Linked DNA regions of Homo sapiens: region 1 is linked to region 2. A link is a loop called in an ENCODE intact Hi-C map of the cell type or tissue named here. Cell type or tissue: ascending aorta. All regions are shown on one strand. Links, peaks and the distances in the headings refer to the core of each region. The heading gives the core; the rest is flanking DNA. Region 1 overlaps TNRC6A (trinucleotide repeat containing adaptor 6A). Region 2 has its middle 29 kb from the start of TNRC6A.

What was found. Peaks named below come from ENCODE experiments on the same cell type or tissue, not always from the same donor. Only the 100,000 strongest peaks of a DNase experiment are listed, where the experiment ranks them.
Region 1: a loop joins it to region 2, with 2.3 times the contacts of the local background. A loop is called at or near these places in 4 of 110 quality-filtered maps.

Annotation. Positions count from the first base shown.
Region 1 is chr16:24,775,312-24,778,224 of GRCh38, reverse strand. It overlaps TNRC6A (trinucleotide repeat containing adaptor 6A), which reads right to left. Exons shown (of 25, transcript NM_014494.4): 5 at 867-1,292. Among named protein-coding and RNA genes, the nearest start is that of TNRC6A, 47 kb to the right of the region's middle. In ascending aorta, for the core only: no CTCF peak of the experiment used is centred there; DNase peaks (open chromatin) are centred at 1,166 and 1,544; H3K4me3 peaks cover 562 bases; H3K27ac peaks cover 2,480 bases.
Region 2 is chr16:24,699,672-24,702,584 of GRCh38, reverse strand. It overlaps a transcript of TNRC6A not described here. Among named protein-coding and RNA genes, the nearest start is that of TNRC6A, 29 kb to the left of the region's middle. In ascending aorta, for the core only: a CTCF peak has its summit at 1,325; DNase peaks (open chromatin) are centred at 978 and 1,414; H3K27ac peaks cover 2,333 bases.

The sequences.
Region 1 (2,913 bases), core at 297-2,796, 76 kb before region 2:
GAGCAATTAAGTAACCTGCCCAAGGTCACACACACTGGGATATGGGGGCACCGGGATGTAAGGCCCTAGTCTATCTGATTCTAGAGACTTCCTTCTTTATCAGTATGCTATACTGCCTCTAGAAGTGTGTTCTTGTATGGGCACCTTCATTCCCCCTCAACCCTAGCACCTAATTCTCTACCTGGCTTGTGGTAAAGCTTTCAAATAGTTGGATAAATGAATGGATGGACAGACTAACAGACCATCAAAACTTTCCAGAACATGTTGAAACAAACTGGGTTTTGAGAAAACCTGTAATCACATACCAGATTTATTTTCTGCCTCACCATCACTACCAAGCTCAGAGAAGCCACTCTGAGACAAATAACTGAATGCATTTCCTCTGTTTGAATATAATTTCTATGAGTGCCAGTCTTTTTATGGCATGTGGTAACTGAATGAGCCTGGGCAAGTTATTTAACATCTTGGTATGTCAGCTGCCTCTACTGAAAGTGGAGGTAAGAACTCAGTCTCACAACGTTGTTGAAGATTAAATGCAATAATATGTATAACTGCTCAGCACATGGCCTGGGGGGAAGGGTGCTCAATTTTAGCTACAGTCTTATAGTCAACTTTAGCTATAAGCTCCTTATTAAAATGGGCAGAACCTGAAGGGAGAATCAGTAATTAAAATAATCATTTTAAAGTAGGTAACTTACAGGAAATATTCTAAGATTCCCCATTCATAACTCCCTATAAAGAACTCTTACATTAAAGCCCACATACTGATGAATACAAATACATCACCAAAAAGCTACGAATTTATCAACTTGCTATACAGCTAATGATGATAAGGTGTGAGTCTCGTAAGAAATGCCTTCTCTCACCTGACTGGTTTTTGCTGTTCTGCACCTCTCCGTTATTTTGTGGCTGTTGATTTGTTAAAGCACTGCTTTCTGACTGGCTGTTTAACACCTTAACAGCAGATCCAAGGTTTGCTGCTATAACAGGAAAATGCTGACCCCTCTTTAGAAGCTGTTTGTGTTCCTGGTGGCGAAATCGTGGAGGTACTTCACGAGGATACCGAGGCAAGGCCTGTGGCTGCTGCTGTGGCTGCTGCTGCTGCGGCTGCGGCTGTGGCTGCTGCTGTGGCTGCTGCTGCTGCGGCTGCTGCTGTTGCTGCTGCTGCTGTGGCTGCTGATTGTTGGCTGTAGCTCGCTTGGCATTATTATTAGTGCTGGTTGCTGTGGAAGTGCCGTTATTAGAGTTGGCAGGCTGAGGCTGGCTTACACTGGGCTTTATCTGTTCTGGCACTAATCCCAACAAAAGAAAAGGGGTGGAAAAGATTAGCCAGTAAAGTGTACCTCCAAAGTAAGCCATCTAAATTCAAAGGCACTAAGAAAAATAATCCTAAAAAAACAGAAGCTTTCTGTGAGCAGGGATATCCTCATTTACAGGCTCAAATTTTGTTAGGAGATGTCACTGCCAAGAGTCATATTTCACTTCTGCTACCTACCTACCCAATAAGGGCCCAGGGACCTTCGGCCAAGACAACAACTCATGTTCACTATCTCTTTTACCACATTACTCTCTGGTCAAAGACATCATCATCGGATCATTACAAAACCAGGGAACTCGCAATGACTCAAAGAACAAATGTGGCCAACCAATTTTCAGTAGTCCTAAGGGAATCCTCTATTCCTTGGCAACTGTTCTTATTCTGCCTCATTGTTAATGTGTTTGGTCTCTATTTTTCATCTTTGGAAGACAACACAAGAACAACACAAGGTTAGAAAACAACCTGCTGGTTTTCTTACAAAAAGGCTAAGTTAACAATGTCTGTATTTGCTAAAAATGTAATATCTGAATCATATAAGACAAACTCAGAACATGGAACTAAAGACAAAGATAACGTTATCTATGAGATGAATCAAAATGAGATAAATAATCTGGATGCTCTATCTTAAATCTGAAAAATAAATCGGAAACTGCAAATAGGGAAATTTTTGACTCATAAAAGAGTGGAAAGAAAGAAATAAAACGGATGGAAATGCCTTAAGCTAGTGTAAGTAAACCCAGTTGGAGAAGTACAGAGATGCATGGTGTATGAGCTTTTGGTGCCAGGTTTCAACCCCAGCCCTGCCTTTACAAGCTTTCTGTCTTTGGGCAAGTTGTATAAACCTAACTGAGCCTGCTGTTTTCTCGGTAAAATGGAGATAGTACCTACACCTTGCAGAGCTATCCTAAGGTTAAATGTCTTCATGTTTATAAAACACAGAACATAAGGCTATATAAACAGTGGCTATTCGTTAATGACTGACACAATACCACCTTATACTTTGGTAGCAGTTGAATGTTTCTATGAAATGCTGTAATGTATCCTCACAGATACCACTGTCAGATAAGTGAAGTGAAACACCCCCATGTTACTGGTGAGGGCACTCAGAGAAAAATCTCCATTCAAGGGTTAAGAGCTCCCACCCTGGAATTAAAACAGCCCACTATTCACCATCTGAGTTACCTCTGTGTCTTTCTCCTCCATAAAGTAGCAACAGTCTTGGTCAAGTGCCCAGTGTGTTGTAACCACTCAGTAAACAGAAGTGAAGTTATTACTGTGTCCAAAAGAAATCTTTATCAAATGCCTACAATATATATGACAATGTCATTAAAGCCTTGGTCACCTGAGTTTACAATAGCCACCAACTTCCTCTTCCACACTCTCAGCTCTAGCCTCCCTTCACCTAACAAACTGATCTCCCCATTTTCTTTCTTCTCTGAACATCTGGTAAATTTAGTCTATGTCATTTATACTTTTTTAATATAATATATGATCTTAGCCTCTTTTTTTTTTTCCATGTGACTTCCATTTTTCTAAAGTAATACAAATTGTAGTTCAGGAAGAATTACAGTGAATAATTACAAATATTCCATCTA
Region 2 (2,913 bases), core at 248-2,747:
CTCAAAAAAGCTGTTACTGAAAAAATGACAATTTCATATGGTCCAATCTAATCTGCAATAGCTTAAATAGCAGTGGTATACTATGATAAGGTTTGAAGATTTGATAGAGCCAGGCATGGTGGCTCATGCCTATAATCCTAGCACTTTGGGAGGCTGAGGTGGGTGGCTTGTTTTAGCCCAGGAGTTCAAGACAAGCTTAGGCAACATGGCAAGATCTCATCTCTACAAAAAATACAAAAATTAGCTGGGCATGGTGGCATGTGCCTGAAGTCCCAGCTACTCGGGAGGCTGAGCTGGGAAGATCACTTGAGCTCCAGAGGCAGAGGCTGCAGTGAGGAAAGATTGTGCCATTGCACTCCAGCCTGGGTGACAGAGCGAAACCCTGCCTCAAAAAAAAAAAAAGAAAAAAGAAAAAAGAAAAGAAAAAAGAGTTTACACGCGAAATGTGGACACTGCCTCAAAAAAAAAAAAAAAAAAGAAAAAAGAAAAGAAAAGAAAATAGAGTTTACATGTGAAATGTGAAAGAGAAGACACATGGTCCCTGCATATAGAAGAGGAGGCAATCAGTGGGGTTATTGAGAGGCGTGTTTTTTTTGTTTTTGTTTTTTTTCAGTACAGGAAAGACTTAGGCTTCTTTATAGGAGTGTGAGATGTGGAAGAAATAGGAACAAAGTTGATGGATGGACTCCAAAGTCCATGTGGAAGAATTAACCTTGGAAGGAGTCCAGTCTCTCTTCCATAAGACCAGAAGGAAGGAGGAAAGGATGGGTTCAGATACCAATTAGTTGATGGTGCAGAGAATGTTTTTCTTATTGGCCTCAATTTCCTGAGGAAAGAGGCAGAATCATTTGTGAAAATGACAGAAGGGATAGCAGGGCCATGGGTTTCGGAAGCCAGGAGGTTAGACAAGTTAGTAAGTGGCTGGGCACTGTGGCTCACGCCTGTAATCCGAGCACTTTGGGAGGCTGAGACGGGCAGATCGCCTGAGGTCAGGAGTTCAGACTAGCCTGACCAACATGGTGAAACCCCATCTCTATTAAAAATACAAAAATTAGCCAGGCATGGTGGCATGCGCCTGTAGTCCCAGCTACTCGGGAGGCTGAGGCAGGAGAATTGCTTGAACCCAGAAGATGGAGGTTGCAGTGAGCTGAGATCATGGCCATTGCACTCCAGCCTGGGCGACAGAGCGAGACTCCGTCTCAAAAAAAAAAAAAAAGAAAAAAAAGTTAGTAAGGTGGGTGGGAGAGGGAACTCAGACTCAGAGAGGCTTGGGAGCATTGAAGAGCCAGATGCCAGCAGAGGAGTGAATTCTTAGTGGCAGTGAGCCCCAGCTCCTGAAGCTCCCCCTGCAGTCCCCTGCAGCCTCATTTGGGAATAGTCTCCGCCTGAGTCATCTCTGCTTCAGTCCACACAACCTCAATTCTTTCAATGTTACTCATACATTTTGGCTTTGAGCCTCGTGCTCTCTGGATAATTGCCTCTGAACTTAACTGCCTTTTGGCACCCTTCCTCCCAGAACTGAATGTTCTTCCCGGGCTAGGGCTGACCCAAGTCCACCTCCCTGGTTCTGGGCCTTATACTTTGATTAATTCAGCCTGGGATGACCAGAGCACATTGGGCAGCCTTATTGCATTGGGTCAGTGACAGACAATTCCAAAGAGCGAGAGAAACATGTCTGTGAAGGCGTCAGCCCACGTGGTAGCCATGGCGGAACATGGGGTGGCAGGGAACAAGTGGTTTGCTATAAAGAAGCAAGAGAAAAGATGTTCAACATGCTGGCTAGTGGAGAATGTCTAGAGGTGTGGGGTCAGGGATCGGCTGAAACATATAGGTAGGCTATTGCCTAAGGACAGCATCTCACTGGCTAAGACAGCCAGACAGGCACAGCGGTCAGCACTTTGAGCCTAGTTACTGAGCACAGCCAATATGGCACCTCTACCACGAAGATCCATAGGTCATTAGGGTTCAGGGGTGCAGCAAGAGAAAGAGAAGAGTGTGAGGGAACCCCCTGGAGCACCACTTACTTATTTATTTAATATTCAGACATAGGCTGGGCACGGTGGCTCATGCCTATAATCCCAAAACTTTGAGAGGTCAAGGGGGGAGGCTCATCTGAGGTTAGGAGTTCGTAAGACCAGCCTGGCCAACATGGTGAAACCTGTCTCTACTAAAAATACAAAAATTAGCCGGGCATGGTGGCATGCGTCTGTAGTCCCAGCTACTTGGGAAGCTGAGGCAGGAGAATTGCTTAAACTTGGGAAGCAGAGATTGCAGTGAGCCAAGATCGCACCACTGCACTCCAGCCTGGGCAACAGAGTGAGACTCTGTCTCAAAAAAAAAAAGAAAAATTCAGACACAGGGTCTCACTATGTTGCCCAGGCTGGTCTTGAACTCCTCCTGGCCTTTGAGTGATCCTCCCGTCTCAGTTTCCCAAAGTGCTAAAATTACAGGTGTGAGCCACCTTGACCAGCCTCTGGGGCACCTTTTGATCCCAGCTATTACCAGATACTAGAGTTACTGTGGGTCAAAAACTTTGGGCACCCAGAACCTAAAGGGTCCCTGATTCTGGAAGGGGCAGAATCAAGCATGGTGGAAGGAACATAGCCTTTGGCATCAGAGCTAGATTTAAAGCCTGTCTCTGCTACTTATTTCCTGTGTAACACTAGCACTTGGCACATTGCTGAGCTTCTTAGAACTTCGGTGTCCATATCTGTAAAATGGAAATTAATAATTCTTACCCCTCAAGTCCTCAGGGTTGACTGTTAAAGAAATGGTATCTGTGGCCCTTCAGCTCAGTGCTCTCTTGTCCATCTCTGGGCTTTTGTATTTGTTATTTTCTCAGAAGCTTTTTTTTTTTTTTTTGGTAGAGACAGGGTTCCATTCTGTTGCCTGGGCCGGAGTGCAGTGGCGCAA